2 separate regions of the Mus musculus genome follow, and region 2 is linked to region 1. Evidence: chromatin loops called from intact Hi-C (ENCODE). Cell type or tissue: left cerebral cortex. All regions are shown on one strand. Links, peaks and the distances in the headings refer to the core of each region. The heading gives the core; the rest is flanking DNA. Region 1 has its middle 64 kb from the start of Gm24164. Region 2 overlaps Nsun3 (NOL1/NOP2/Sun domain family member 3).

Region 1 (11,008 bases), core at 1,179-9,178:
TAATTTATCTAGCTTGTGCCAGAGGAAAGCTTTCAAATACCAATAGTGGGTTAACATTCATAGAGTTCATGGAAGTGGATTTGGGGACTAGAGATAGGGAATTTTTACAAGATGCTGATGATGTTTGCAGTAAAGTGTTCACCGATGCACTGTGAAGAATGTTCAGTTGACCCATCTGAAAAAAAATAATGAAATTGTTAGGTGTGCACTGCGTTATATTAACTTGGGTTGGTAGAGATAAAGAACTGATATACTTGCTAGTGTTTACTGACAGATATTAATTAACTGGGGTTGGCATAGATAAGGGTCTGATCTACTTGCTAGTGAAATGGGTGGAAACCATCTATAAAAATAGTTATTGAAAGCTTGGAAAGTTGATTGTTTTCTATATCTGAAACAACTGGAAATAAGACTTGATGCCAATTAGAATGAAGGGTTTAATGAGCAAAAGAAACTAATTTAAAATAATACCATTCCATATTAGAAATATGTTACATGGATAATTTAAACAATACGTTTGTACCAGAGAAGTAGCCTTGCTAAATAAGCCAGATTCTACAAGAACATTGCTATTTTTGGAGTGACCTATTGGCAAAATTTACAAATAAATATATCAGATCTGAGACATGGTTTTGTAAATAACTTAGTTATATTTACTACATATCATATTAATCAGAATAAGCAATTAAAAAACCCAATAAAAGCAATAAGCCAAGACCAAAATGTGTTGACTAAACCTTGGAAGAATAATTAGATCTTTACAAGAAGCAGAAAGTGAATTTCCCAAATTTCTGTCTCCAATGAGCAAAAACGGCAGAATTTTATTGAATATTTGAGTATGGATAAACCAACAATCCCAACTGATATGAGCAAGCACCAGAGGAATAATGAGAAGACCGTGTCCTTCCTAAAGAACAGGCTTGGCTATGTGATGTCTACTTGATGGGGTTTCAGAATTGCTTTGTATACCAACAACTATTCCATGTTTCCTCCTGCCCCTTCTCTGAATGAGAATGCTCATTGCAGTCACATGGTTTCCAATTCACCAACATGTACTCAGTGGAGGAAGCTAGATTTCTTTTCTCAATTTATTTGTCACTAGACTATATAGTGACACAAAGGTCACTGATCCAGACTTCAGGTCATTTTCAAAACAGGGCCAAGATTCCATGATCCTTAGAAGCCAGAGTCATAAATGAAACAAATCACCTAATTGTAAAAATAAAATAAAGGGGCAATTATTAACAATTTTTAAGTATTTCTCCAAATTCAACTGATCCCATGTTGTTTTGATGTTGCCTTCAATTAGAGGGTCTCTTAGGTTTAGGGGAAGGGGTGCAAAGAGGACCACTATAATGTCCAGCTTCTCCAATAGTCTTACACAAATGCCCAAGAATAGTCAGGTAAAAAAATGCCATGATAATAAAGACCAAAATCAGACTGACTCTGTGTCACCAGGATTTCTTGACCTTTAACCTGGCTGCTATGAATGTGTGGGACATCTGAAGTCTACATTGGGTAGATATATTTATGTATTCTATGTGGAAGATGTCAAGTCAAATAGAGGTCCTGCAGACAGTAGGATTGGAGCAGAGATAATGGTATCTTTAATTTCTTTTTCTTCTGGGATGTACTGATAGACGGTTTCGTAGTCAAACTGAAGTAGGTGGCTTCACTAGATTCTTGTGAATAAAATATAGGGAGAAGCGTGACATATGCTTCTAGGGCCAGTCCATAAAAATCAACCATGAACAGCCACTTACTCATTTCCTCCTTCAGGGCATCCTTGGAATTTATGTGTTTAAGTTGGCAGCATCATAAAACTGAAGGAGCCAAGTTCATGAAGCATAGCCTTTTGATCCCCAAACTGTTTTATTAGATAATAACAGAAACCACCTATATAGGACATTGTTGAGCTAAAACAGACATTTACAAGGATTATCCTATATGCAGTCAGTTATCTTGACTATTATCCCCAATGTTACAGCCTTGGTTTTGAAAATAAACACATTCTTGAACTGACTTTGTATTTTTATAATGCCTTCACCTCATCTCTTTATTTTGATCTGTGTTTTGATGTGTAATAATTCTTGTTTCTTTATATTGATTTCATACATTATTGAACATAATAAACAGTTCGCTAATTTTTATTTTTTGTTTGTTTGTAGTAAAAATCTTCAAAATTCTATTACGATTTCTCTGATCTCATTTTCCTACTGTGCCTTGACTGCAACTGTCTCCCTTTCTAGTAAATTTCAGTGTGACTTATTTTGTCATGTTCTCTTTGTCATTATTTTCCAAAAGAATCCTAATGAAGCTTTCATTTGCAAGGAGAACCCTCATATTGTGATGAAAGAGTGTATGAACACACCAGATGGCCATCTCTAGACTGGATATCTGCTCAACTGTTTGCTTGCTTTTCTGATTGTGGTTTTCAGTTTTATTCCACACTCTGACATGAAGTAAAAACCCTCCTCCACTTCTCATTTTAGACCTGCTAGGAATCTTTATTATTATGGCATTTTTTACCTGACTATTCTTAGGCATTTGTGTAAGACTATTGGAGAAGCTGGACATTATGGTGGGCCTCTTTGCACCCCTTCCCCTAAACCTAAGAGACCCTCTAATTGAAGGCAACATCAAAACAACATGGGATCAGTTGAATTTGGAGACATATTTAAAAATTGTTAATAATTGCCTCTTTATTTTATTTTTACAATTAGGTGATTTGTTTCATTTATGACTCTGGCTTCTAAGGATCATTGAATCTTGGCCCTGTGTTGAAAATGACCTGAAGTCTGGATCAGTGACCTTTGTGTACAGCTGCCAAACTGAAATCAACAGTTGAAATATTACATGGATTGCCAGGATGCCTCCTGGACTGAGGCCATTACTGCCAGCCAAAACCCATTTGGAATAGTAGATAGCGCTCAGACATTCATCCCAGCTGTGGCTTTAAGTCACTTATCCTGTATTTTGGGTGTCTGCTTTAACTTTTGTCTAGACCTGCCTCTCTTTGCTATGGAGCAGGAAAGGGAGAGGGCTTAAACACTAAGCCATTACTTACAAAATATATTAAAATAGAAGTAGCACATGATGAGTGTGTGAGCCCAAATTTGCAATACAATCTACAGCCATGTTCAATTCTCTAAGAAAGTCCAACAAAGAAGCACAGGTTACAACCCCATTAGTGAGAATAGCATTTGGGGGTGCAGTATTTCATATATACTGGGAAGTACTCTAAACATTTCACATTCAATACTGTATATACTTTCCTTTAAACAGGAAACTATTTGGCCACATTGGACATGGTCAAATGACATTTAATAATATATATTTGTCCTTTTCTTCAAATTCTTCCCAGATCTTCCACCAACTGAATTTCATATTCCTTCTCTTTCCCAAAACAACAGCAAAACACAAAAGCTAAACCCCCAAACAAACAAAGCAAAAAACAAAAAAGAGAGAACCACTGCCCCATACATACCAAAAATAGGCAACACCCCCACCCAAAAACCAAACCAAACCCAACACAGTAAAGATTAAGCCAATTCTGTGTTGGCCAGTTATTTTCAAGTATATAGCCACCCATGGGAGTGGTTAATATACAGTTTCACTCCATTAAAGTGACTGATTTTTTTTTGTCCCAATATTATCAATTGCAAACAGGTTCTTGATTGGGGATGAGACTTTGCACCTGCTTCCCTTGGTCTCTGCTAGGATTTTGTGTGGCTTGAATCTGTGCAGGTCTTAGACATGCTTCCAGAGTACCTGGGAGTCCATAGGTGCATCAGGTCTGTTCTGTCTGAAAGACAGTTTTCTTAGAATCATCCACCATATTTGGCCCTTACAACCTCTCTATCTCCTCTTCACTATAGATTCCTGAGCCTTGAGTCGAAAGGTATGTTACAGATGTGTTATTTATTGTTGAGTGCTCCATAGCTCCTCACTTCCTGAACATTGTCCAGTGGTCTCTGTGATAATTCCCATCTAGTGCAAGAAGAATCTTCGATGGTGAGTGTTCAGTGATCCATGGATCTGTGTCTCAGCTGTGGGATCCAGTAAAGGGCTGTTCAGCAGTAGGTGGGGAGTCTGAAAGGGATGGAGGTGAGATCGGGAGGAATGGCTTTGGATGGTGGCTAGGTAGAGTTAGGGACCTCTAGGCTCACATGAAGGTTGAGTCCCCACGGCTGAATCTCATTTCACATGTGGAAATTAACACCCAGAATGCTAAATAACTTAAACCCACTTTGTTGAATGATGAAGCAGCAATTCTAGCTGGGGCTATTTTGAATTGGAAGCTTTGACTGGCAAGCTTGTTCCCACACTGCAAACATTTCAGCCCCACAAACCTGAGAATAAATTAGTTCAGGTCCAGAAGTATGTGAACTTCCCAAGGTTACAGAGTCAATCAGTCATTTAGTCAGGCCCCTGGGTCCTACATTGAGATCCTGAATCCTTTTTTGCATGTTATAGCATGACATCGATTTCTAACACTTCTTAGGCACCCTGTATTCCACATAATTGATGAGCCATAATCCAGATAATTAAATGTTACAGATAGAAATCTGGAATTCATGTTTCGTTAGTGCTGTGTTCTTTAAAAATTGTTGCTCAGTTAAAAGGAGTAAGGTCCTATGTAACAGATAATTGCAGCATCTCCCCTGTTCTACTTTCCAGTTTTATTTTCAGGATCAATGAAATGCCATCAGTAAAGTACCTAATGTAGAACATTATGTATGATTTAGGTAACATTCAGGGTGCCCATGGCCCTGTTGTTCTTGTGCCTGAGATCATTGTTTGTTCTCAGCTGCCCACAGTGCGAAGGACCAACAACCGCAGGACATTTTCTCTCACCTAACCAAAGTGGCTCTTTCCTTCTCTGGTTGAGCAGTTAGTAGTTTTGAGTGTTGTGGTTGTTGGATTTCTATATTGTGGGTAGCAGAAAAAAAAAGTAAAGAAATGATCATAGTTGCAAAAACTGGGCAATAGAATGAGCCTTGCTAACATGCTTAATTGCTTCCTATACAAGGTTACTCTGAAGTGCTAGCTGGCTTTTCCCCCAAGATCCAACCACAAGTGCATTAGAAAACCACCTACACAGTGCCCTCTTGTGGTCTCCCTCTAGAGAGAGACTCTGCCTCTTGTCTGAATTCTGGGAAGCCAGCTATAAGTTGTCTTGAGAACAATTTCTATATGCTACAAAAGATTTTAGAATGAAGTTGAATGCTTCATAGTTCAGAAATCTCCTAGCATTTTTTTTTTGTATTTGAACTTTCACACCCTGAACTTGAGGTGCACTATTAAGAATAGAGAAGAAAGAAGACAACCTTCTTGAATTTCTTGTGGTGTATGACACACATTATGCTTCCTCTCATGAGAATATTCCAGAAAACTGGCCTGACCAGAGTCCTCTTCTTAGTCTTCCGAATAATTTATTTAATGCATGGTCAGCATTTTAGTGCTCTGTGTGAGACAACTGATTGAGTCAGGTCAATAGTTTTCATGTCATTCCCCATAGGAACTCAACATCAGCTTTCACAGGTGGTCAAGGTACAGTCAAGACTATCTGACTGATGCTGTGGGCATCATATCCCGTGTTACTACAGAATTCCATGCACACTGGCCTGATTTGGGGCTTGAATACAAGTTGGATCACCTGCTTTGTTCTTACTGAAATCCACACATTGCTTGCCAAATACTGGTATGATTTTAGAAGTGGAAGAAAAAACAACCCTGGCCTTTCTCAAAGCCACCTCTGCCCTCTTTGTTCCTTTTCATTACCAATTGTTTTTCTTTGTAGGTTTCTCTGAGTCTTTGTCTCTTTTCTTTATTTGAGGGGGCCATTTCCTATTTTGTCTCTTTATTTTTTATTTTTTTTTTTTTGGTTCTTTTAGTAAGTTTTGTTGGTGATCTACCAGAATCAGTTCCAGATCTGATGGATGATATCTATTTTCAGTTGCATTAAATTTCCAGATTTATCTGTTATTTCATCTTCAAATTGTATAACACCCAAATCAATCTTAACCACTTAAAAGCCAGCCTCTGGGAAATATATTTTAATATACAGTCTGTCTGTGGCACAAACTATTTCTTAGAGGCTTGACAGTTTTAGAAGACCCATTAAACATCTCTAGTCTGTGTGGCTATAATACACTGATTCTAGCCAGACACTGAGAAAAGCTGGTAGTTTTTAATTACTGGCATTTTTACTAGTTGGCACATCAGACAAAGGAAAAAAAAAAGGAAATGGGAAAAAGAAATCTGTGGTGGGCATACTGTTTCCAGTAGATGCTCTTCACTGCTTTCTAAATCACCATCCTTTAGGAAAGTCTCAGAATGCTGACCTGTTTACTTTATAAAGAATGGAAAGTAAGAAAGATGGGCCAGGCATCGTGTTACTTAAAGCCTGGACATGAAAGAACCCCAAGGTTGTCAAGCACTGATTTGAAAATGGTTCTGGGTTTTGTGGGTAAGGAGTGGGGTGTGAGGAGAGGGAGCCCATGGGTTCCAGAAATGTTTATCTTTAACTGCCTTTAATTCCCACATTTCTTATGGAGTTTCTTGTTCTTAGTACTATAGCAAAAATATCAGGGAGAAATCCCAAGGAAGGATTTAATATGGTCTCATAGGTGTATCAGTGACTTCCCTTGGCTCCACGGCATGATGCATGACAAAAGCAACAAAAGTGTCAGCTTTGGCTTTACAGGTCTAGGAGATAGAGGCCAGGAGAGTAGTGGGAGGCCGATGGTCATCTATTCTGTTTTCCAGAGTACAGAACTTACAGAATGAATCTCTCTATATAGAGAGGAGGTTTCTTAGAATGACTTACAACAACCACATGGTTACTCACAACCAGCTGCAATGTAATCTGACACCCTCTTCTGGCCTGTCTGAAGACAAGTACTGTGTACTCAGATACATAAAATAAATAAATAAATCTTTGTCGACACTGGTGGCACATGCCTTTAATCCCAGCACTTAGGAGGCAGAGGCAGGCGGATTTCTGAGTTTGAGGCCAGCCTGGTCTACAGAGTGAGTTCCAGGACAGCCAGGGCTACACAGAGAAACCCTGTCTTGAACTCGTTCCCCTCACCCCATCCCCCAAAAAAGATTTACTCCCTCAGTCCAGTTTCTTCATCAATGGCTGGCTCTGATAGAATATCTAAGAACCTAGGACTTGTTCAGTCCATGACACTAGTTGTCTCCGTTGGTCTTCAATTCCAAAAACATAAGCTCTTATGTCAGTGAAGGGATAGACTTGGTAACAAGGCTTGGAGGTCAAATGGGTAGGTGTCTTTCCATCTCAGGATCTGGATTAAAGGCATGTCTTTCTCTGTTACAGATTTGGATTTTAAGTGGATCATCCTACTTCACATTAAGCAAAAGTCCCCCACAGGTGTGTCCTACATTTTTTGGAATTCCAGTCAATTTTAGTTAATTTAGTTAATTCCAGATCCAAGTTGACATCCAAGGCTAACCATTCCAGGTGGCAGCCAGCACAACCTTCAAAGGTACACCCCAGGGAACCATTTCCTCCAGCTAGAATCTACTTGCCAAGTCTCTACCTGTGTCCTAAATAATACTACTGGCCAGAGACCATGTCTTCAACACATAAGCCTCTTTCATATTCAATTCATAACACACCTTAAGTCCTTGGCCCAGAGCCTTGAGATCAAAGTATCCCTCCTTTGATGGGAAATATATCTATGCCATTCTAGTTGGGATTTGAAATACCTTTTTCTTTCTCATGGGATCATTGTAACATGGAGCTGAAGTTTCATAGCACCGTTAAGACAGAAATTTGTGCTTCAGCCGCTCAGCTGACTCATTGTCCCTAGAGAAATGGCAAACAGAGTCTTAAGTACATAGCTCCCAACCTGAGTGCTTGGAGCACAGCTCATGTGGAAGCTAAACTGAAGCTCTATGCTTAGAAATATCATTGCATACACTAGCAAGATTTTATCGAAAGGACCCAGATGTAGTTGTCTCTTGTGAGACTATGCCGGGGCCTAGCAAACACAGAAGTGGATGCTCACAGTCAGCTAATGGATGGATCACAGGGCTCCCAATGGAGGATCTAGAGAAAGTAGCCAAGGAGCTAAAGGGATCTGCAACCCTATAGGTGGAACAACATTATGAACTAACCAGTACCCCGGAGCTCTTGACTCTAGCTGCATATGTATCAAAAGATGGCCTAGTCGGCCATCACTGGAAAGAGAGGCCCATTGGACACGCAAACTTTATATGCCCCAGTACAGGGGAATGCCAGGGCCAAAAAGGGGGAGTGGGTGGGTAGGGGAGTGGGGGTGGGTGGGCATGGGGGACTTTTGGTATAGCATTGGAAATGTAAATGAGCTAAATACCTAATAAAAAATGGAAAAAAAAAAGAAATATCAACAGAATGTTTACTATCTTCTCTCTCTCAGCTTTCCAGGAAACAGTGAACATTTTTGACAACCCTAGCTGAAGCCAGCAGGAAGCCAGCAGGCATTGCTGCTGAACTTTTGAACTCTGAAAGTGCATCTATTTTCTTAGTTCAGTTTGTTGATTCTTCTTTGATCTCATCTTATTAGAAAGATAATGCCCTAACATTTTAGCATATTTAAAGTAAACTGTTCTCCACAATCCTCCAGGGAGCTCAGCTTAACTTTCGCCTTTTCCCAATCTCTAAAGCTCTTTACGCTGCTGTGTACTCACCTCCATGGAAATTGTCTGTTAAATAATTCTCCCTAACAGGGAATTTACTTTTCTGAGTACACTTCAGGCGGAAGTATTTATATTTCATCTCACCCTTCGAGCGCGAATTCTGTGAGTGTCTTTGAAAGCTTACTCATAAAGCTAACGGAACAAAAGACACACAGAGTGGTGAGAATCTGGGTGATGACTGAGAGGTCCACTGAGGCAGGCTTCTGTACAGATGGGTCTCAAGTTTAGATTGTTGTTATCTTCAAAGGAGAAAACAACATGGAGTGATACACTTACAGAGTTAAAAGATGGCCATCTAGTCAGTGTGGTGGCGCATTCTTATAAGGCAATACGACCAGCCATTCAAGGCTACATAGAGAGCAGGAGGCTGCTCAGTGACCCTGTCTGAAAAGAGAAGGAAAATGATCATGCACAGTAAACATTTTACTTCCAAACCATCTCAGTGTAGCACATTCGGATTTTTTTTGTTTAAATACATGCAGCACACCAGAAGTCAATTAGTTGGTACCACACTATGAATTATGGTAATACATTAATTGATAATCATTTTAAAAAATATTAATTTAAGAAAGCCTTCCTGCTGATCACAGTCAGCTATTGGATGGAACACAGGGCCCCCAATGGAGGAGCTAGAGAAAGTACCCAAGGAGCTAAAGGGATCTGCAAACCTATAGGTGGGACAACAATATGAACTAACGAGTACCCCCCGGAGCTCATGTCTCTAGCTGCATATGTATCAGAAGATGGCCTAGTTGGCCATCAGTGGAAAGAGAGGCCCATTGGTCGTGCAAACTTTATATGCCTAAGTACAGGGAAATGCCAGGACCAAGAAGTTGGGGGGGGGGGGAGAGTGGGGGGAGGGCATAGGGACTTTTGGGATAGCATTGGAAATGTAAATGAAGAAAATACCTAATTAAAAACAGGAAAAAACATAAAAAAGAAAGCCTTCCTGCAATTATCTTGTCAATATCAAAACACATTAACTTTATTTTTGCTTTTCAGTTATAAATTTGATGAGGCAGACATTTAAAAAATAGCCATATCAGGGAGAGTTATTGGCATCTTTGAAGCCCTTTCTCACCTTTGTCTTCCAAATGTGATACAAATTTTCTTGTATCTCTATTTCTTTCTATTAAAACTGTATGTATGTATGTATGTATGTATGTATGTATGTATGTATGTATTTGTGTGCCACGGAACAGGTATGGAAGTCAGATGACAACTTGTGGGAATCAGTTCTCTCTACCATTTGGATTCCAAGACTTGACCTATGGTCACAAAGCTTGATGGCAAATGCCTTTACCCTCTGAGCTATCTTGCCAGCTTAGGCTATTCTTCTCTTACCTACTCACTTTATCTTCATCCAGAAATGGTACTAATTGCCTTATACCAGTCAATATGTTTTATCCTGGAAGTCACTGTCACTGACCAAGGGATGCACATGAGCTACATGGCCCAGCTTGACTGAGTTGAGAGTTCTTTTATTCATTCTCTGATTAGATTTAAAAGAGGAAGTGGTTACCTTAGACCATGAGAAGAATGAACCATAAGACAGCTTTAGATTTCCCAGGAGCTGGAATCCTCGATCACACATTCCCAGAATTGCCAAATGTGAGCCAGATGTTTCTGAGGACCTTCTGTGGGTGTGGTTAACAATTCCTTGCACGTTGAAACCAGATTTTTAGAAAAGTATTTATGTGTTGCATATCTCATTCATGTTGAAAGAGTCTCCTAAATACAAGTAAATTCTCAACCATTGTCTCCCGTCTAGATACTCGTGGTAGAAGCTATGGATACTACTCAAATCTCACAATGCATGCGACAGCTAGCCCATGACACCTCTAACAAAGGATGCTCCACTCTGGGTATTCACTACACCAAACTGAAAAAAAAATGCTGTTGTACCTCAGGTGCTAACAAAGAAATACATATTGTAGATGGTGCCTCCTTCTGACTCTTTTAATCAGTTTTCCTCAGTATTTTCTCTCGATTCCTTACATGTGGAAGGGGCCCTGAATTTTGGCAAGCTTTCTCATTCATCTTTGCCTTTGCTAGAAGAGTTTATAAATGTTGTCATTAGCCTCTTATTTTTAAATATACAGTAAAGTTAGATAGTCCCTAGCCACCATGGACAGTGTTTTCTGGGATTCTTGCCCTAGCTTATTAAATGTCTGAGGAGCACTTTAGCTTCCATTTTCCTGAAAGAGTCCATGTGTAACCCTTTTCCAGCTTTGCAGAACTCACTGTCTAAGAGTACAAAATGGAGGAAGAATTCACATGCCAAATATAAGGAAATACT
Region 2 (11,008 bases), core at 1,370-9,369, 240 kb before region 1:
TTCTGGTTAGCAGCTTTCCTCAGCAGTTATTCCATGGTTCTGGCATCTCTAACATCTTCGGGTATCCAAGACAACTTCAACATTACAGCTTCTTGTTCCAAAATCTGAGATCCACATATGATCTGGGTTCCTCCAAAAGGCTTGGGTCACTTTTCTAGCTCTGCCCTCTGTAGCAGTCTAGGCTCTAGTTGACTCCACTCCACTGCTGCTGCTTTACTTAGTGATCGTCCCATGGTAGTGGAATCTCCAATTTGCTGGGGTTTTCCACTGTAACTAGGCTTCACCAATAGCCTCTCATAGCCTCCCTTCATGGTGCCAAACCTCAACTTCTTTGCATGATCTTTTCAGTCCTAGACTGTCAACTTCAACTGAGGTTCACCTTTACCAATTGCCTTTCATGGCCTCTCACAATGCCAAGCCTCAGCTACTCTCCATGACCCCTTCATACTTTCAAAACTAGTACCATCTGAGTGATTCTTACATATTATCAAGTATAGTTGCCAGCAGGATGTATATTTCTGGGACACTGCTTCTTTTTTTTTTAATTAGGTATTTTCCTCATTTACATTTCCAATGCTATCACAAAAGTCCCCCATACCCTCCCACCAACTCCCCTACCCACCCACTCCCACCTTTTGGCCCTGGCATTCCCCTGTACTGGGGCATATAAAGTTTACAAGTCCAATGGGCCTCTCTTTCCAGTGATGGCCGACTAGGTCATCTTTTGATACATATGCAGCTAGAGTCAAGAGCTCCGGAGTACTGGTTAGTTCATATTGTTGTTCCACCTATAGGGTTGCAGATCCCTTTAGCTCCTTGGGTACTTTCTCTAGCTCCTCCATTGGGGGGCCATGTGATCCATCCAATAGCTGACTATGAGCATCCACTTCTGTGTTTGCTAGGCCCTGGCATAGTCTCACATGAGACAGCTATATCTGGGTCCTTTCAGCAAAATCTTGCTAGTGTATGCAATAGTGTCAGCGTTTGGAAGCTGATTATGGGATGGAACACTGGATATGGCAGTCTCTAGATGGTCCATTCTTTCGACACAGTTCCAAACTTTGTCTCTGTAATTCCTTCCATGGGTGTTTTGTTCCCAATTCTAAGAAGGGGCACAGTGTCCACACTTTGGTCTTCATTCTTCTTGAGTTTCATGCGTTTAGAAATTGTATCTTATATCTTGGGTATCCTAAGTTTCTGGGCTAATATCTACTTATCAATGAGTACATATTGTACAAGTTCCTTTGTGATTGGGTTACCTCACTCAGGATGATGCCCTCCAGGTCCATCCATTTGCCTAGGAATTTCATAAATTAATTCTTTTTAATAACTGAGTAGTACTCCATTGTGTAAATGTACCACATTTTCTGTATCCATTCCTCTGTTGAGGGGCATCTGGGTTCTTTCCAGCTTCTGGCTATTATAAATAAGGCTGCTATGAACATAGTGGAGCATGTGTCCTTCTTACCGGTTGGAACATCTTCTGGATATATGCCCAGGAGAGGTATTGCTGGATACTCCAGTAGTACTATGTGCAGTTTTCTGAGGAACTGCCAGACTGATTTCCAGAGTGGTTGTACAAGCTTGCAATCCCGCCAACAATGGAGGAATGTTCCTCTTTCTCCACATCCTCGCCAGCATCTGCTGTCACCTGAATTTTTGATCTTAGCCATTCTGTCTGGTGTGAGGTGGAATCTCAGGGTTGTTTTGATTTGCATTTCCCTGATGATTAAAGATGCTGAACATTTTTTCAGGTGCTTCTCTGCCATTTGGTATTCCTCAGGTGAGAATTCTTTGTTTAGCTCTGAGCCCCATTTTTTAATGGGGTTATTTGATTTTCTGAAGTCCACCTTCTTGAGTTCTTTATTTATATTGGATATTAGTTCCCTATCTGATTTAGGATAGGTAAAGATCCTTTCCCAATCTGTTGGTGGTCTTTTTGCCTTATTGACTGTGTCTCTTGCCTTGCAGAAGCTTTGCAGTTTCATGAGGTCCCATTTGTCAATTCTCGATCTTACAGCAGAAGCCATTGCTGTTCTATTAAGGACTATTTCCCTTGTACCCATATTTTCGAGGGTTTTCCCCACTTTCTCTGCAGTAAGTTTCAGTGTCTCTGGTTTTATGTGGAGTTTCTTAATCCACTTAGATTTGACCTTAGTACAAGGAGATAGGAATGGATCAATTCACATTCTTCTACATGATAACCGCCAGTTGTGCCAGCACCATTTGTAGAAGATGCTGTCTTATTTCCACTGGATGGTTTTTGCTCCCTTGTCGAAGATCAAATGACCATAGGTGTGTGGGTTCATTTCTGGGTCTTCAATTCTATTCCATTGGTCTACTTGTCTCACTATACCAGTACCATGCAGTTTTTAACACAATTGCTCTGTAGTACAGCTTTAGGTCAGGCATGGTGATTCCACCAGAGGTTCTTTTATCCTTGAGAAGAGTTTTTGCTATCCTAGGTTTTTTTTTATTCCAGATGAATTTGCAGATTGCTCTTTCTAATTTGTTGAAGAATTGAGTTGGAATTTTGATGGGGAGTGCATTGAATCTCTAGATTGCTTTTGGCAAGATAGCCATTTTTACAATGTTGATCCTGCCAATCCATGAGCATGGGAGATCTTTCCATCTTCTGAGATCTTCTTTAATTTCTTTCTTCAGAGACTTGAAGTTCTCATCATACAGAACTTTCACTTCTTTAGTTAGAGTCACGCCAAGGTATTTTATATTATTTGTGACTATTGAGAAGGGTATTGTTTCCCAAATTTCTTCCTCAGTCTGTTTATCCTTTGTGTAGAGGAAGGCCATTGACTTGTTTGAGTTAATTTTATATCCAGCTACTTTATTGAAGCTGTATATCAAGCTTAGTAGTTCTCTGGTGGAATTTTTAGGATCCCTTATATATACTATCATATCATCTGCAAAAAGTGATATGGTGAGAAGCTGGAAGCAATCCCACTAAAATCAGGGACTAGACAAGGTTGCCCACTTTCTCCCTACCTATTCAACATAGTACTTGAAGTCCTTGCCAGAGCAATTTGACAACAAAAGGAGATCAAGGGGATACAAATTGGAAAAGAGGAAGTCAAAATATCACTTTTTGCAGATGATATGATAGTATATATAAGTGACCCTAAAAATTCCACCACAGAACTCCTAAACCTGATAAACAGCTTTGGTGAAGTAGCTGGATATAAAATTAACTCAAACAAGTCAATGGCCTTTCTCTACACAAAGAATAAACAGGCTGAGAAAGAAATTAGGGAAACAACATCCTTCTCAATAGTCACAAATAATATAAAATATCTTGGCGTGACTCTAACTAAGGAAGTGAAAGATCTGTATGATAAGAACTTCAAGTCTCTGAAGAAAGAAATTAAAGAAGATCTCAGAAGATGGAAAGATCTCCCATGCTCATGGATTGGCAGGATCAACATTGTAAAAATGGCTATCTTGCCAAAAGCAATCTACAGATTCAATGCAATCCCCATCAAAATTCCTGTAATTCTTTAAGGGATTTTTGTGCTTCCTCTTTAAGATCTTCTACCTCTTTAGCAGTGTTCGCCTGTATTTGTTTGAGTTTGTTATGAAGGTCCTTCTTGATGTCCTCTACCATCATCATGAGATATGCTTTTAGATCCAGGTCTAGCTTTTCGGGTGTGTTGGGGTGCCCTGGACTGGGCAAGGTGGGAGTGCTGGGTTCTGGTGATGGTGAGTGGTCTTGGTTTCTGTTAGTAAGATTCTTACGTTTACCTTTCGACATCTGGTAATCTCTGTAGTTAGTTGATTTAGTTGTCTCTGTTTAGAGCTTGTTCCTCAGGTGATTCTGTTAGCCTCTATCAGCAGACCTAGGAGACTAGCTCTCTCCTAGTGTCAGTGGTCAGAGCACTCTCTGCAGGCAAGCTCTCCTCTTACAGGGGAGGTGCACAGATATCTGGCTTTAGGAACTCCCTTCTGGCCGAAGATGAACGCCCAAAACAGGACCCGTCCTGAAGCTGAGTTGCTTTGGCCTGTCCCAGAAGCTGTTAGCTTCTGTATTCTACACTCTCACCTGTGCAGAATACTCTCGGAGGAGTATTGGAACCAAGATGTCTGCTGCTGATGCTCAGGCCAAGAGCTCCCAGGCCAGGTGGACCACTATCCTCTGGCCGGGAAAGTGGCCAGATGTCTGGGGCCCAAAAAGGGGGCTGCCTTAGAAGCTCTGTGGCTCCCGCCTTCCCAGAAGCTGTTAGCTTCTGTATTCTACACTCTCACCTGTGCAGAATACTCTTGGCAGAGTCCCGGAACCAAGGTGTCTGCTGCCGATGCTCAGGCAAAGCGCTCCCGGGCCGGAGGTCACTGCTTCTTAGTGCTTTCAGAAAACATTTCCTGGAAGATTTCACCTTAGTGATGATAGTCTCTTCTTAATCACTGATAATTTCTTAGCAGTGATTTCTATCCAGCATCAACTGTCCCTTCTAATATTGAGTCTAAAGCCCGAGCCACATGGCCTAAGCTGCTGAGTTCTGATGCTTTCTGGGGTCAGAACATAGCACTCTTGTTCTGTTATATCCTTCATTGCATAGGCTTGGCTGTCCTAGAACTTGCTTTATAAAAGGCCTTGAACTCAGAGAACTGCTTGCATTTGTCTCCTGGGATTAAAGATGTATAACATCATTTCTGGACCCTTTAATGGTCACTTACACCTCAGGATCTAGATCAAAAGCCTGTATCTTCCAACCTCAAGATTTGGATCACAGGTGTGCCCTTCATTTCAGAATTGTAGTTCAGTTCAGAGTAAAAGTCCAAATGAGAACAATAACCAGGAATAATAATGCCTAACATGATATATCTGTCCTTTTTTCACCTGCAAATATATAAACAATTAGTTTAGCTGTGTGGGATCTTGCCCCAAGGTCACCACACCTTAATTTCATTTAACATCCTTGAACACTGGATTTAGCATCATTCCACCTTCTGGTCCCTCTTTACTCTTTGAACAATTTATTTTGTATTTTTTCTTTCTCATCTGGCTACACTTGATCCAAAGCTCTTCATAAGAGTAAACCATAGGGCATAATAGTCTAAATTAGGCTTTTTAAAGAGTTCCCTTGTCAGTGCAATTAATCTAAGTCTCTTAACCATAGCCTCAGGTTGACTCTTCAGACAAGAGCCACAATGTTCAAATACCACAAAACAGTCTCTAATCTACATTCTAACATTCTTTTGCTATGAATCCTCTTGAGCCAGACCTCCAGAGTTCAGATCACCCTCAGCATCACTGTTTCCCATGCTTCTGTTCTTATGGCCCAGTAAGCCCCACTTAAAGCATTCCACTGCTTTGTAAAGTCCCCAAATCCACATTCCTCCAATCAAAAGCATCATCAGGTCTATCACAGCAATACCCCAGTCTCAGGTACCAGCTTCTGTCTTAGGTAGTGTTTCATTGCTGTGAATAGCCACCATGACCAAGGCATCTCTTATAAAAGCAAATATTTAATTGGCTTACAGATTTAGAGGTTTAGTTCATTGTCATCATGGTAGAAAGCATGGCAGCATCCAGGCAGACATGGTGCTGGAGGTCATATGAATTCTATATCTTGATCAGAGTGAGGACTCTGTCTTCATAGGCAGCCAGGTGGAGGCTCTCAAAGTCCACCCCCATAGTGAGACACTTTCTCCACATGTACTTCAACAAGGCCACACCTCATAATAGTGCCACTTCCCTAAACAACTACAGGTGGATAAGCTTGCTAAGATTGTGTTCTCTCTGCTTAATTGAATATGTAAGTTTCATTTTTTCTTGCCCTTTGCTTATACTTATGTCCAGTGATTTGGTATAGTTGCTTTAATGCTGCAATGACAGTAGAAAGACATAAATAAATATGAAAAATAAACATATCAGTTATAGTATTTTTCAGTCAACATCTACATTTTCAAGAGCAATCTATGATCCTGTTACCTATGCATCAGAAATTGGAGGTGAAGCAGGATGTACATCTTACCATCCATTATAGTACAGTGATGACCTAAACGGAAGTCACTCAGCTCCTGGCAGGTCTTGAGGAATTAGGGAAAGAGGAACTAAAACCATTTTCTTTTTTACCTTCTTTAGTCAAAAGATGGCACTGTTGCTGTGCTGATTGCTTTTTGTTTTGTTTTGCTTTTCCCCTATAATGTGATTTTTTTTGGTCCCTTTTACATGCAGAAAACAGTTAAATGTACTGATATAATTAACAGTGACCCTCCCCACTGAATGCCAAGCTTTCTAATCAGGCAGTAGAAGAATAGACGAGAAAGAGGAATTTATAGCTTTTAAGTATTAGGTGGACTTAACAGTATTTACATATAGAACATTCTCAGAGACTGAGATTTGCCACAGGGAAGACAGGACAGGGCATCCTATGTCATGTGTTAAATCTTGGCTGAGTTTTCCATTGCTTTTCTATTGCTTTGCTTTTCTAGCTGTCAGGGTTCTAAGTCTTGCTTGCTTTCCTAGTTCATGAAATGTGTGTTGTCATGAAAGCATATGTTTTTTTCCTTCAAGGATTTAAATTCAGGTCACCTTTTGCTTTTCCTACTGTTCTCTGTAAAATCATGTGTTGGTAGGTGGAACTCTATGAGCCCAGCTAGTAACTTAATGATGAACTCTTGCGCTGAGAAGACGCACAGTCTCTTCTTGTTTTTGAGTCAGTGTCTCCAAGGGTTCGTGATGGTTGAAGCTGTTCTGTCAGTAGACTCTTGAAGGATGATAAGCCTCAATGAAAAGCAGAGAGTTTAATTTGGAAAGAAAAAGGGGATGACTTGACACTTGGCTTCATTTAGCACCTATAGGAAACGTTCTAGTGAATTGTTTGTTTGTTTGTTGTTTGTTTTTGTTGTTCAATTTTTTGTTTGCTTTTTAATTCACACAAATTAAAGCACTTTGATGTCAAAAGATGGAACCCTTGATAACTTGTAAAAACAAACAAAAATCTAGTTTTTCTAGGATGAAAAAACCCCAGGTGAGGATCATAGACTGCTTATTAGTAGATCGCCCTGTCCAATGATTCTTTAATTTGCGCACGTTGACTGGGGATTGAAGCAGGCCTCATGCATGCTGAGCAAGTGTTGTATTGCTGAGCCACATGCATCCACCCTTTCTGATGCCTTTCAAAATTAACAGTTCAATTGTTTGCTTATACAAAGTATGAATAAAATGCTCAGTGGATAGCTATGCGATTATTTGTAGCCATATTACAGATTCTATTTTATAAAACTTCAATGAAGTGTATTTCAATATAAGGCAGAAGCTCAAAATCTGATTCAACACATTTGAGGTATGATGTTGGTATTTCTAAAACTCAAGAGATTTGGATGGATGTTGAAAAAGAATACAGCCCATATTTAGGTGTACAGCTGCTTCTTCCTTGCAGCGTTTAGAGGGGCACTGTGTAATCTAACTGAACATGTTAACGCTCAGCAAAACATGGAAATAGTTACACCATATGCCAGAGGTCTTGACTGTAAATAGGTTTGTATGAGTTTATTACTTTTAGACTAAAGAAAAATTTAAAAACAAAAACCTATACATTTCTGTGCTTTTGGCTTTAGTGATAAAGTACAAGGGAGGAGACTCATTGGAGTATACTTTGTAAGCTTCCAAAGATACAGCAAAAGTTTTGTTACAGTAAGACCTCAGAATGTTCTCCTGTGTAATGCTTTCCACAGTAGGACTCTGTCTGCTTTTGTTTTTAGATGCTTCATTTGCTAGATGCTTAGGCATCAGATGCATTTCAGCTTTTCCTATCCGGCACTAAAAAGCAATCAAAGATTTGAAGAGAGCTAGATATTCTAGATCTGCTGTAAAGCACCAGGGCAAGTGAAATGCTGCCTGTGATTGAGTACCCATGCTTTCTCTCTCAGCAGTCTTTCTAAGGCATTTTCCGCTGCATTTTATCCCATTACCATTAACCATGAGTGGCTCTATTTACTGTAACATTGCTCTGAGGTAGAATTTTACTTTATATTTCAAATAGGGTTTAATAAGCCTGATGAACACTTCTATAGGAAGCTTCTGGAAGACTATAGATGCCTTAGGAAAATGAGAGAGATTATATTATGTGGCATTCTGCTTCTTTGAACAGGACTTCCCCAAATTTTGTTTTACTTGGACATTGTATATATAATATATATGTATGCATTACATATGTATATATACATATGTGCATGCGTGCGCGTGCACACACACACACCTCCCAGGATAGTGTGTCAGTTCTCATTTTAGAAATGGAGACTGTAACAGTTTTGAGTATTGCATAAACACCTTTGATTCTATTGTAGTTAGCGTGACACTATGGTGTCTTTTTCCTTCTTACTTTAGCTTGTAAGTAAGATTTTCAGTGGTGAATAATGTGTATTAATGCAACATTATGTGGGATAATTTTATGCATTATGATTAGTGGTTATTATACAGGTAAATAATGATACATTTGCCAAGATCTCATTAACCTAGAAAACTTAAGAGGTGTCGAGAATACAAGGCCATTCCTCATTTGGAGAAAGTTAACATGGTAGTTTAGTTTGCTTTCCTCTCAATAAAAACAGAAAACAATAACTACACACCACAGAAGCTCATGTCAAAAGAGGAATGGAAGGAGAAGCCTGTTAATTTCACTCAGGTCTTTTTGTTTGTTTGTTTTTAATCTGTTCTACCTTTGTCTTTTTATGCGCCCAACAAATGAATTATTCAACTCATTGGTCTTTAAGTGCTTTTGCATCCTAAAATTTACCTTTGTAGTGCATTTGTTAAGGTCTACCAAACTACACTGGTTAAGCCCTTACATGAGGGTTGCCTACCATGCAGGGCCTACTTATGCTTCATACATGCTGTCTGTTCCTAAAAACTGCTTATGCATATTTTCTTTTCTGTATTATATGCACATATAATATTGGGAAGGTCTTCATATCTAGACATCAGAGATGGAAATTATCAATAAGATAACACCCCTGTGGTATGAACAGTGATGACTAGTATCCTAACGCCAGAATATTGGAAAGGTATTTTAGATTTGACCAAACTATGATCCGGACATGCGATTGTCCTGTATATCTCAGTGGGCCAGAGTCACCACATAGGTCCTTGCAGATTTAAAGGGAGCATGGAGGTAGACTAGAGGCCATGATGACAACCTTCATTCAGGTTGGAATGACATCATCACCTGGCCAAGGCACATGGATGCTAAAAAACAAAACAAAAGAAAAGCAAGGATTTCTCATGCAGAGTTCCCAGGGGTAATGTAGCATAGAAACACACTGAATGGATTCATGAAGCCTCTTATAAACCGTGCGCTCCAGAGACCTCAAGGAGATTTGGCTCCAGTGCTTTAAGCCACTAATTGTGTTCTCATCTTACCAAAATGTTATTAGACTCATATTTATTTGTGATCATTTTCTACTGACTATGTAGATTATGCAGTAGGAGTACAATTTTTTTTTAAAAAAAATCCATTAGATACTCACTGTGCACAAGCTATATCCAGTGTTGAACATAGATATCTTTAAGCTCCCATTAAAAGGACTATTTTAGTCTTAATTTAAGCAGGTAACAAAGATAGTACTTAATCACGTAAGGGTGATTTTTTTCCCCTCTCATTAATGTTGCACAGAAGGACACAGAAGCCTAACCATTTACAAACAGTGTGTTCCTGGCTTGATGCAAGGTTAATTTCTATAGTGTTGTTGTATTGGATGATTCTTCTGTTTTGCTTTCATTCCAGCATCCATAATTTATCTTCTAAACTTAGACTGGCATAACTTTGCTGGCCACATTAATTTCTATAAAAAGTAATCATGGGGAATAACACAAAGACTTTTTTAAAAACATAAATTAATCTCAAAATCTTAGGCAGAACATTGGAGACTCCCATCAAATGCTCCTTTGCCATTTGCCACTGTTTGTCATTTCAGTCCCCCAACTCTATGTGTACAATACACTTACTCAGCAAAGGACTGCTGGGGAAATCTACAAAGTCCAGGTGCTAGGAAATATAGCTGTATGGGAGTTCAGGGCATAGGCTGTCTGGAGATTGAATTATCCCCTAACAATCAAATTGTGTACAAAACCTACTGATGACCGTGGGAAAATTAGATATTTATCCTGCTGGTAAATCTCTCCTATCATTTGCTATATCATTAAAACTAACCATATAGGTAAAAATCTAGAAATCTGATTAAGCGTTTAGTTAAACGTGCTCTATCCTCCTTCCTATGCTTTCAGAAGCAATGGCTTTCCAATATTTCTCTTCATAATTTATTCTCCAGGTCACTGAAAACATCTAAAGAACATCCCAGATGTCTAAATAATGTTTTTCTTTTAGAGCTTTTAGGCACTGACTACTAACCGGCTGCTGGTATTTATAGCACTTACATGACTGCCTTAGTTAGGGTTTTACTGCGGTGAACAGACACCATGACCAAGGCAACTCTGATAAGGACAACATTTAATTGAGGCTAGCTTATAGGTTCAGAGATTCAGTCCATTATTATCAAGGTGGGACATGGCAGCATGCAGGCACGCATGGTGAAAGAGGAGCTGAGAGTTCTGTATCTTCATCTGAAGGCTGCTAACAGAATACTTGTGGGGCAATGGGCTATTCACAGACAGGCTGGTCTCCAGTTGAACTGAGGTGTGGAACCCCGGGACCCAGTGGTGATAATTCAACTACATGGGACGGGACGGTAGACATTCCCTCATGTCTCCTGGACTCAAGGCTCCTGTGGAATTTACCGCCCCCACAGCCCCCACAGCCTCCACAGGAGAAGCGTGTCTAGTAGTCACATAGACAATGTCCCAAGCTTCTGACGTTCAGGCTAGACTCCTCTCCAGTTACCTAGCAACAGTAAAGATAGCAGCCCATTGTAAGAGGGGCTGCTTGGCCCTACCTTACTCTCTCCTCTCCTCATCCTCTCTTCTCACTCTCTTACTCTCTCTTTCTTACTTTCTAGCCTTTCCTCTTTCTCTCTCTCTTCCCCTTCCCTCCTCTTG

Evidence for each region. A loop is a pair of places that touch in the nucleus more often than their neighbours do. Peaks named below come from ENCODE experiments on the same cell type or tissue, not always from the same donor. Only the 100,000 strongest peaks of a DNase experiment are listed, where the experiment ranks them.
Region 2: it touches region 1 in a loop (3-fold over the local background); 4 of 42 quality-filtered maps call a loop at or near these places.

Annotation. Positions count from the first base shown.
Region 1 is chr16:62,501,367-62,512,374 of GRCm38, reverse strand. No RefSeq gene overlaps it. Among named protein-coding and RNA genes, the nearest start is that of Gm24164, 64 kb to the left of the region's middle. In left cerebral cortex, for the core only: a CTCF peak has its summit at 5,113 (motif pointing left); a DNase peak (open chromatin) is centred at 5,101.
Region 2 is chr16:62,741,167-62,752,174 of GRCm38, reverse strand. The region is part of intron 5 of Nsun3 (NOL1/NOP2/Sun domain family member 3); the gene reads left to right. Among named protein-coding and RNA genes, the nearest start is that of Gm52231, 8.7 kb to the left of the region's middle. In left cerebral cortex, for the core only: a CTCF peak has its summit at 6,104 (motif pointing right); a DNase peak (open chromatin) is centred at 6,178.